2 separate regions of the Mus musculus genome follow, and region 2 is linked to region 1. The links are chromatin contacts, found by POLR2A ChIA-PET in ENCODE. All regions are on one chromosome and are shown on one strand. Each heading gives the region's core, a stretch centred on a gene start or an enhancer-like site at or near the end of the contact. The rest is flanking DNA. Distances are from core to core; before and after follow the strand shown. Region 1 holds the start of Cibar2 (CBY1 interacting BAR domain containing 2). Region 2 holds the start of 6430548M08Rik (RIKEN cDNA 6430548M08 gene).

Evidence for each region. ChIA-PET counts read pairs that join two places held with the same protein, here RNA polymerase II (POLR2A).
Region 2: POLR2A ChIA-PET joins it to region 1 with 11 read pairs in Patski. The contact joins the promoter of 6430548M08Rik here to the promoter of Cibar2 in region 1. POLR2A ChIA-PET finds 5 or more read pairs at or near these places in 2 of 5 experiments (Patski and embryonic stem cell).

The regions. Positions count from the first base shown.
Region 1 is chr8:120,175,366-120,179,791 of GRCm38, reverse strand. It overlaps Cibar2 (CBY1 interacting BAR domain containing 2), which reads left to right and starts at 2,323. Exons shown (of 9, transcript NM_001033980.2): 1 at 2,323-2,478. The coding sequence starts at 2,459.
Region 2 is chr8:120,111,488-120,115,913 of GRCm38, reverse strand. 6430548M08Rik (RIKEN cDNA 6430548M08 gene) reads right to left here and starts at 1,762. Exons shown (of 13, transcript NM_172286.4): 1 at 1,597-1,762.

The DNA.
Region 1 (4,426 bases), core at 1,074-3,573:
GAGGGGGACACCTGGACTGCCATGTGACATGCCCCCGGGACTGGAGGGAAAACTTCCTACAGATATGACAGGATCCCATGTAACACACATGACTGTGAGCATGGCGAATGCCAGATGGTAGCTGGGCTCCTTTCTTGGGTGGGGAGTGACCAGGATGTGTGTCCTTGCCTTCCTGAGATATAAGCTGGGCCTCATGCTATGTGTACCTGACCCACATGGCTCAGCAAGATGTGCATCTATTGTGAGAAGGGAGAGAGAGTGACAGACAGACAGACAGACAGACAGACAGACAGACAGACAGTGACAGAGAGAGAGACAGAGGGAGACAGAGAGAGGCAGAGACAGACACAGATAAAGACAGAGAAACAAGGAGAAACACGGAGACACAGAGAAAGACAGGAAAGGGACTACAGAGAACCAGACAAGGACAGAGAATATGCGCCCTCCAGTGGCCACCCTGGACAATGCGGGTTGGTGACTCTCCAGTCGGCCAACCTCCACTCTGACCCCCATGTCTTAGTTCTGCATAGCCCGAGACAGTTTTCATTTTTTCAAATTCATAAGGTTTCCAAGGATTCCAAGAGAGCCAATGACGAGACCTCGCACAGTCTGTCCTCCACACCTATGCCATACCTGTGTCTCCAGTCTCCTGTGTCCCCTCTGCAATCCCGCCACCCTAAGCAGGAGGACTGGAGTGTGGTCTCTGTCGCCCTCTGGTGGTCACAGGCTATAGTACAGGGCAGACAGGGACGAAGCTGATTAACTGGAATAGCTGGGGTCTGGAGGAAACCGATTCCTTAAGATAGAGAAGACCCCAGACAGACTGAGGCAGGGATGTAGTCGTCCACCACTGGCTATCAGAGGTGGGATTCAGTCACCTCTGCATTCCAGAAGCTGGCCATATTCTTGGGGCATTGGCATCCCTCACCCACAGACAGAAAAGCCACAGTCCGTCAATGGGTACAGGAGGCGGATTCTCTGCAGATTGGAACAGCAGCCTCTGAATGAGCCCCATCTCCCATGCCGGAGTGACTCATCTGCTCAGCCTGTCTGCTGAGACCCCGTTTCCAGTAAGGCGATGCTCTGAGACCCAGGGTGGACATGTACTTTGGGGAGACACTTTTCAATTCAGCTAACACCTCAGAAGGGAGGGATTACGGACCAGGAGACACAGAGCATCATTCAGAGAGAAAAATCACAGGACTGGCACAGCCCCGGTAGGAGTTCAGGGCCATGGCTGCCCCTAAACAGAGGGCACAGTACCGTAAAGGACACACAGAGATTTGTGTTGTCTGGGGAAACCTGTCCCTGCCCCCCAAAAGGGGAGCATAACACATGTGCCACAGAGACCCAGCACTCAGGTGTGCTCTGAGGGCTCGCTGGACAGGGGACCCGGCTCCCAGTGCCCAGCCCACCTATCTCCTCATCCCTGCCGCAGGGGCTCCAGTTCCTATTGGGCGATTGTCTAGGAGACTAGAGAGACCAGGGCTTTGCTTTCAGGCCACACAGCAGAGCTGAGGCGTGGGGTTTGAATCTGAAGCAGCTGACCGTAATGTTTCTGCCTTACTAAGTGTTTAAAACAAATCCCAGCATGATGGAGCTGGGACGCACACAAAAAAACGACCCAGTGTGACAGGCGTCCCGTGGAACTATCAATATCTTGCCTTGGGTTCTCTGCCTCCACCACCAGGCCTGCTTTGCACCTTAAGTGAAAAGGGGAGTGGGGCGGGGCGAGTGGGGCGGGGCGGGGCGGGCGGGGCGGGGCGGGGGCTGTGACCCGCAGACCTCTCAACGTGTTAGTGCTCTGACGCTGGAGTCACCTTCCCCAAGTCTAACAGTGGGAGTCGCATACTCTGGGAAGCCCAGGACTGCCTGATTCGCTAGGCACTCCTCTGAGCTGCTGCCTGTCCCCCCGCACCCCCCCCCCCCGCACTCCTTTGGTTCACCTTCTCCGCTTCCCTTTACCGTCTACTCCCCCCACCCTCAGTGACACTGGCTCCCACGCCCCGCCCACCGGGCCTTCTGCCTTGAGGGTGGAGGAGACTCTACACAGCAGGGTCCAGGGTGAAGTCCCAGGCAAGCTCCCTTCGGGGATCTCCCTGTCCGTTCCTGGTGGTTACAAGCACTTTGAACCCCCAAGAACACCATATTCAAAGGCATGTGGAGGTTCTGTGTCCCACTTCCAATTCATTTCAGAGAGTGGTTAAGCCCCAAGGCAAAGCTGGCCCTCCTCACCCCGCAGGGGAGGCCCTGGTTGCCCAGCAACCAGCTGGGCTCCTCCCAGGGCTTGCCTGGGGATGGCCCGTTGCCTGGCAACCAGGCAGCAGAGTCCCTTGAGCTTAGCCAGACCACACAGCTGGGCCCAGTACTAGCTGCCTTCTCTCTGACTAGGGGACCCCTGGGGCCCTGTCCTTATCCTCCCCAAGATCCTGGCAGCAGGTGCCTCTCTCTGTCCACAATGAACGTCGTCCTCTCCAGGTGAGCAGCCTGCGCTGCTGGGAGGGGTATGCAGGTGGGATCCTCACGTTCTGCCACATCGGGGAGGAGGGCAGGTGAGCCCCCTGCCATCCCTTCTCAAAGTGGAGGGAGGGCTTGAAGCATAGAGGTTACCAGAATGCGATCTGTCGGCCTCACCTGTGCTGCGTGAAGAGCAAGTGTAGCCACTCTCTGGTCTGTTCCCTGCTTTTGCTTGCCCCCTAGGAACCCCTCCAAAAACCCAGGCCCCAGACCTTGACACTGCTCCCTCTAATGGCCCCAGACTCCCTGTCACCTGCCCTCCCTGATTGCCTTTGAGTCTCCCTAGGACTCAGACTTCCAGTGTCCTGGATGCACCCAGAATGCTCTTTAAAAGCTGGCTTCCAGCCTTACCCACGGGGCCTGCTTGCCTGTCTAACTGTGTATGAGTGACAGCCATCCTGGAGTCTGGCCTGCTGTATGCCCTTGGGCGGGATGCTTTGCATCTCTGGGCTTTTGTTTACTTGATTAAAAAAAAAATGTCAATAGCAACCTCTTCTAGGGAAGTGTGAGCGGAGCATTTGCAAACTACAAAGTTGAAGCTCATTAGCAGGCGTGAGACAGTGCTCCTTATGGGGTCTGCCAAGTGGCCACCACTAGAGGCCACAAGAGGGGCTTGGGTTCTAGAGAAGGGAGGGCAGCAAGGGACAGGAAAGACCTGGGGCTGAGGGGAGGGGACTGTGACAGGACGCCTCAGGAGCCTCCTGTACCCTTATGAAGACTGAGCACACAGGTTGTCACTAACGCTGGCTGTGGGCAGGATGCGGGGTGTGGGAGGCGGCATGAGCCCTGGAGGTGTGTCAGAGAAGGCAAGCGTGTGGCATGCGGTGGTCAGTGGTCTGCAAAGAGCTCTGTGGAGGAGCCCAGGGCTGGTGGGAGGGAGAAGGGACCAGGCAGAGGAGTAAGGGTGATAGAGAGCCCAAGTACTCCGCAGGGAGCTTGATGGGGTCGGATGGCATCGTGTAGCATCCAGTGACAGCCATCACAGCTGTCCACAACTCCCTATCAGAGCATCCTTGGTACCAAATGGACTGCAAGATGCAAGACACTGGGAAGGGAGTATAAATTAAGTATAAATTTAATTATGAGTATAAATTAATTATGTATGTGTGTGTCTCTAACACTGTGCACACTGTGCAGAGGACAGAGGAAGACACTGGGTGTCCCCTCGATTGCTCTTGCTTATTTATTGAGACAGGATCTCTCACTGAATCAGGAGCTGGGCTGGCAGATAAAAACTCAGGCATCCTTCTGTCTCAGAGCCCCACAATGCTGGAGTTACAGGTGTATGTGGGGGCCACTCCTGACCTTTTGTCTTGTTTAAGATTGTGTGTGTGTGTGTGTGTGTGTGTGTGTGTGTGTGTGTGTGTGTATTTTGCATTGTTTTGTTTTTTGAGGCAGGGTTTCTTTATGTAGTCCTTAGCTGTCCTAGAACTCTCTGTGTAGACCAGGCTGGTCTCAAAATCCCAGAGATCAGCCTGTCTCTGCCTCACCAGTGCTGGGATTCAAGGCATGCCTGACCACACCCAGTTCATGTTTTTAGATTATCAGTAATGCACTTAGGTATATACAGAGGTGGATTTGTGCACAGGAGTACAAGTGTCCGAGGAGGACATATTGCTCTGAGCTGCAGCTACAGGTGGTTGTGAGTCTGAGAACTGAATTTGGGTGTTTCTACAAAAACAATAGACAGGCTTAACCACTGAGTCATCTCTTCAGCTCCTCCCCCCATTTAACACAGGGGCTGGGGATCTGAACTCCGGTCTCCATGCTTGTGTGGTGTCCGTCTCCCCCCTCCCCCCAGCTGTTTCTCCAGACCCTTGAACTATCTGTCAGCCTCAAATAGATTCCCAAAGGGCCATTCATTTAACCCAAAAGCTTCTAAGAAGGGAGAAAGAGGAACTAACAGGAA
Region 2 (4,426 bases), core at 513-3,012, 63 kb after region 1:
TAATGGTGGAGATGAACAAGGAGATCCTGTTGAAAGTACTCTGGAAGCTACCAAAGCAAGAGAACCGAGTGACAGGAGAAGTCATTCTCCTATTGTCATCCTGAAGTGGGGTGTCATTCAGCTTTCCATTCCTCTCTTTAGACGTGGTCTTGTTATACCGCCCAGGGTGACCTTGAACCCATGACACTCTTTTCTCCGCTTCTGGAGTACTAATAGTAAGTACAAGTCTATACCATTGCATCTGGCTTTTGAAATTTCATTTTTTAGTTGTTTTTATTGTTTAACTTTTTTGTATGCGTGTGACTAGGGGCTTGAGGAGGCGAGAAAAGAGCATCAGATTCTGTGAGGCTAGGGTTACAGGTGGCTGGGAGCCCCCTGAGGTGGGTGCTGGGAACTGAACTCTGGAGCTCTCAAAGATCAGAATATGCTCTCAAGGGCTGGCTGAACCGTCTCTTCAGCCCCTTGACGTTTCCTTTTAACTCGATGACTTTCCGCTTGTGAAAGGAAGACGAAGAAGGGAGAAAAGGAAAGAAAGCCGGGGTATTCACATGACTTGCCCACTCAATAGCTCTCTAGGGGCGCAGGGGGTTGGGAGGCTGTCCTCAGAGAAGCTCCCTCAGCGCCATTTGGGGTTATTCTAAAACCACTTACCTTGGAAGAAACAAACATTGCCATGAAGATAGAATGCATTTAGCATCTGCGGAGATAACTCACTTCAATTTCTTTAAGATTTGTGATGCGCGTATACTTGTGACATTCTCAAGAGATAGGAGTCCACTCCACATGAGCTGACACAGACCATCCAAAAGACAACCATCCCAAGAAACTTCTGGATTGCAACAGAGACTGAGCTAGCTCATCATCACCAACCAGAAATCACCAGTGTTTGAGGGGAAAAGAAAATCCCAGGTGTCAACTTTTTCCACGGAGCCCGTCAAAACAGCTTATCTGCCATCTTGGTCCTCAAAGGCCTAAACATCCCTACTTCTGACCACAGTGTGGAAAAGAGGGAAGGGATGCGGCTCACTAATGCCCGAGCCTCTTTGCCCTGTCTTGGGGTTCATGCTGTGTCGCTGTCCTGCTTTCAGGATTTGGGAGGGAGGCAGATCGAAGGGAATGAATCAGAACCTCAGCATCGGGTTACAGGCTGGATCCCAGCTGGGGCGAGGGTAGCCCGGCCTGCCAGCTGCCAGCTCACCTCTACCTCTGACTCACCACCGGGACAGCTCCACGTCGGGGGCCCAGCCCGTGCCAGCGCACCTGCGCCGGCAGAGCCGCGCTCCCGCTCACTCCGTAGGTCGCACCCGTGTGCGGCACTGGACTGGACCGCCGAGCCTGCTTCCTCCTCCCCTTGTCACCTTCCCACGTCTCATCAACCCTGCAACTCCGGGCGAGCGCAGACCCGTGCATGACTGGGTCCGAGTCTTCCCAAATCCTAGAAGCGGCCTCGGGGTCCGAGCCTTCCCAGCCCGCTCCGGCGCGGTCGTGGCCTCTGAGCAGCTCGCGGCCCTCCACTGAGACCAGCAGAATGACAGCCCTGCCCGCCGCACCGGCCGTCCAGCCGACCCGCCCACGCCGCCAGCGACCCCTCCTCACCGGTCCCGGCGCAGCCACGCCGCACAGCCCCTCGCGAGCGCAGCACCGCAGCCCGAGGCCCTCTCGCCGCGGCGGCCCGCGGGACCGGGCAGGGGGGCGGGCAGGACGCCGTCGGGTCTGCAGCTGCCGCGGATGCACCGCGCGACCAGCCGTGCCGGGTCCTTCTGAGGCGCGGCGGAGCGGGCTGTCAGTCAGCGGGAGCGCCCCGCCCCTTTAGGTGCACGTGACGCGCGAGCAGTCGGGCCCTTTGGATGTGTCGCGGAGAGAGTTGTCAGTCAACAGGGGGCGCCACGCCCAGTCCCACCCTCCTCCCCCGCGTGACGTACGAGTTCTCTGGAGCAAGCCGGGAGCCACGCCTCCAGAGCACCACGTGACTCGCGAGCTGTCACTTTTGCTGGGAGCGCCGGGCCTCGCTCAGCTCCTGTACGCAGGCGCGGGAGCGCCCCTTAGTCCCTGCGCCTCCCGACAGCCGCGCGGGTTCGCTCAGGAACAGAGTTCCAGCAGAGGATGACTAGGTCGCGGCGTTTTTGCGCGCAAAAGTGGTTTGGGAGAGGAAGGTGACCCTCGAGGCTGGTCTGGCCTGGGGTAGCAGAGTCCCAGCGTAGGTCCCGTGGACCCACACGCCTTTGAAGGCGCGAGTGGCCAGCTGAGTCCCGTTTGTCTTCCGAAAGGCGTGTCTTTAAGAGGCCAGTAGATTTGGCTCTTTTCATAAATAGGAGTAAGCACAACGTCCAGCCATTCAGCTTCTCCCACATCTCTTCAATAAAGAAATAACAAAGAGGCTGGGGGGTGGAGCTCAGGGGCGGGTCACTGCCTCTGAGTGGTCAAGGTCCTGACTCCCATGCCCAGCACCAGGGAGGAAAAGGAAAACTAAAGAAAACCAAGGCCGAACTTCTGGGATTTTTCTGAAGTCCTGAGGGTTAGGCAGGGGGCTGGAGTTCTGCCAATCAGGAAGATGATATAGATGGTGGTAACCGAGCACCTGCCCTTTGCTGACAACAGATGGGAAGATCTGTCCAACTAAGGCTTCTTGGGAAAGTTTAAGAGAGCCTTAGGAAAGGCTGGGAGCTAAAGTTCTTGGAAAGTTTAGGGACACGTGGCCACCCCAGGAGAAGGTCTCACACCTAGACGTCTGCGTGTGAGAACTTGGTGCCAGCTCTGGAGGGAAAGGGTGGGTGCTAGCCCTCATCCTTGTGTGGACACTAAGGACAGCTGCTCTGAACAGAGTCCAACAGACTATAGATAAGGCTCAGAAAAGTTGTAGAATGTGAGGGGACAGTGCCGGGGCTAAAGGAACCCTCCCCTGTTTCAGAGAAGGAAGATGGCACTAGGTACCAAGTTCTGTAACCCTGACCTCACCTAGACAGCTGTTGGGGAGCACTGAAGACAAATGTAGTCACTAAGGGATCCCATTCCATATTGAGGAACTCTACTTCTCCTCATGAGATTTAGTGGCATTTGCCCTGCCTTCTAATAGGCCTCTGACCTCCTCAGGAAGTTGGACAGAGGCAGATGACATGACATTTAAAAACGAGGAAGAACCTTCTGCAAGCCACAGACAAGTGAACTTGGTGTCAACCTAGGAAGTACTCAGGGTGGATGACTCAGATCATATCGGTGGCCCCTCTGAAAATGAAGCGCTGAGACACGAGACACAAGGAGCTAGATAATGAGGAGGCTGGGCTGTGTCTTGGTAGCTATGTTCTCCGGTGGTCAAGATGTTCCTCTGCAGGTAAACATCCTTGAATGTGCAGATAGGTTGTCCATTTTGTCAGAGACTAAGGTACCATAGGGCTTTCCCAGTTGCCACATGTGGGCATTAACAAAGATCTGCATCTTCAGAAGACCCCCACTTTATCATGCTATCATTTATATTGTGGTGGTGTGCCTCTCTGTGGGCTCTTCAAGAGGATCATGGGTATATCCTAAAAGGGAGATTTGGCCAATCATGATTTGGGAATGGAAAAGAGACATCATACCTTATAATCATAAAATCGGCCCGGCAGAGGTGGTGCACGCCTTTGATCTCTGCTCTTGGGAGGCAGGGGCAGGTGGATCTCTGTGAGTTTGAGTCAAGTTTGAGGACAGCCAATACTAAACAAGGAAACCCTGTCTTGAAAAACCAAAACCAGGGGGCTGGAGAGATGGCTCAGTGGTTAAGAGCACTGACTGCTCTTCCGAAGGTCCTGAGTTCAAATCCCAGCAACCACGTGGTGGCTCACAACCACCTATAACAAGATCCGGCACCCTCTTCTGGAGTGTCTGAAGACAGCTACAGTGTACTTTCATATAATAAATAAATAAATAAATAAATCTTTGAAAAGAAAAGTGTCTGAAGACAGCTACAGTGTACTTTCATATAATAAATAAATAAATAAATCTTTGAAAAGAAAAACCAAAACCAAATAAAAATAAGTAAATACACGGCTACACAGAGAAATCCTGTCTTGTAAAACAAAACAAAACAAAAAAAAAACAAAAAAAGTAAATAATCCTAAGATCTTCCCTTAAAACCACAATGTGGACCCACTTGGACATCCCACTCCAATCTTTCTCTGAAGTATAGCTTTGACTTGCTGAATAGATTTTTACTTAAACTGTCCATGTCTCTTGACTGAATTCTTTCCATTGAGAAGACAAGAGGCTCCCTCTAGAACCTGCAACAATGTCAAAACTTGTTTGCTTTATTTGATGGCTAGTTTACTTTATTTCCTGTTGTGGATATGCAGATAAGGGGCTGTGGTGAGAACGCCATCTCCAAACAAAGGCAGGGTGCCTAACCTTGGCTGCCAGCTCGCTTGGATCGGGGATCAACTAAGAGACCAACTTC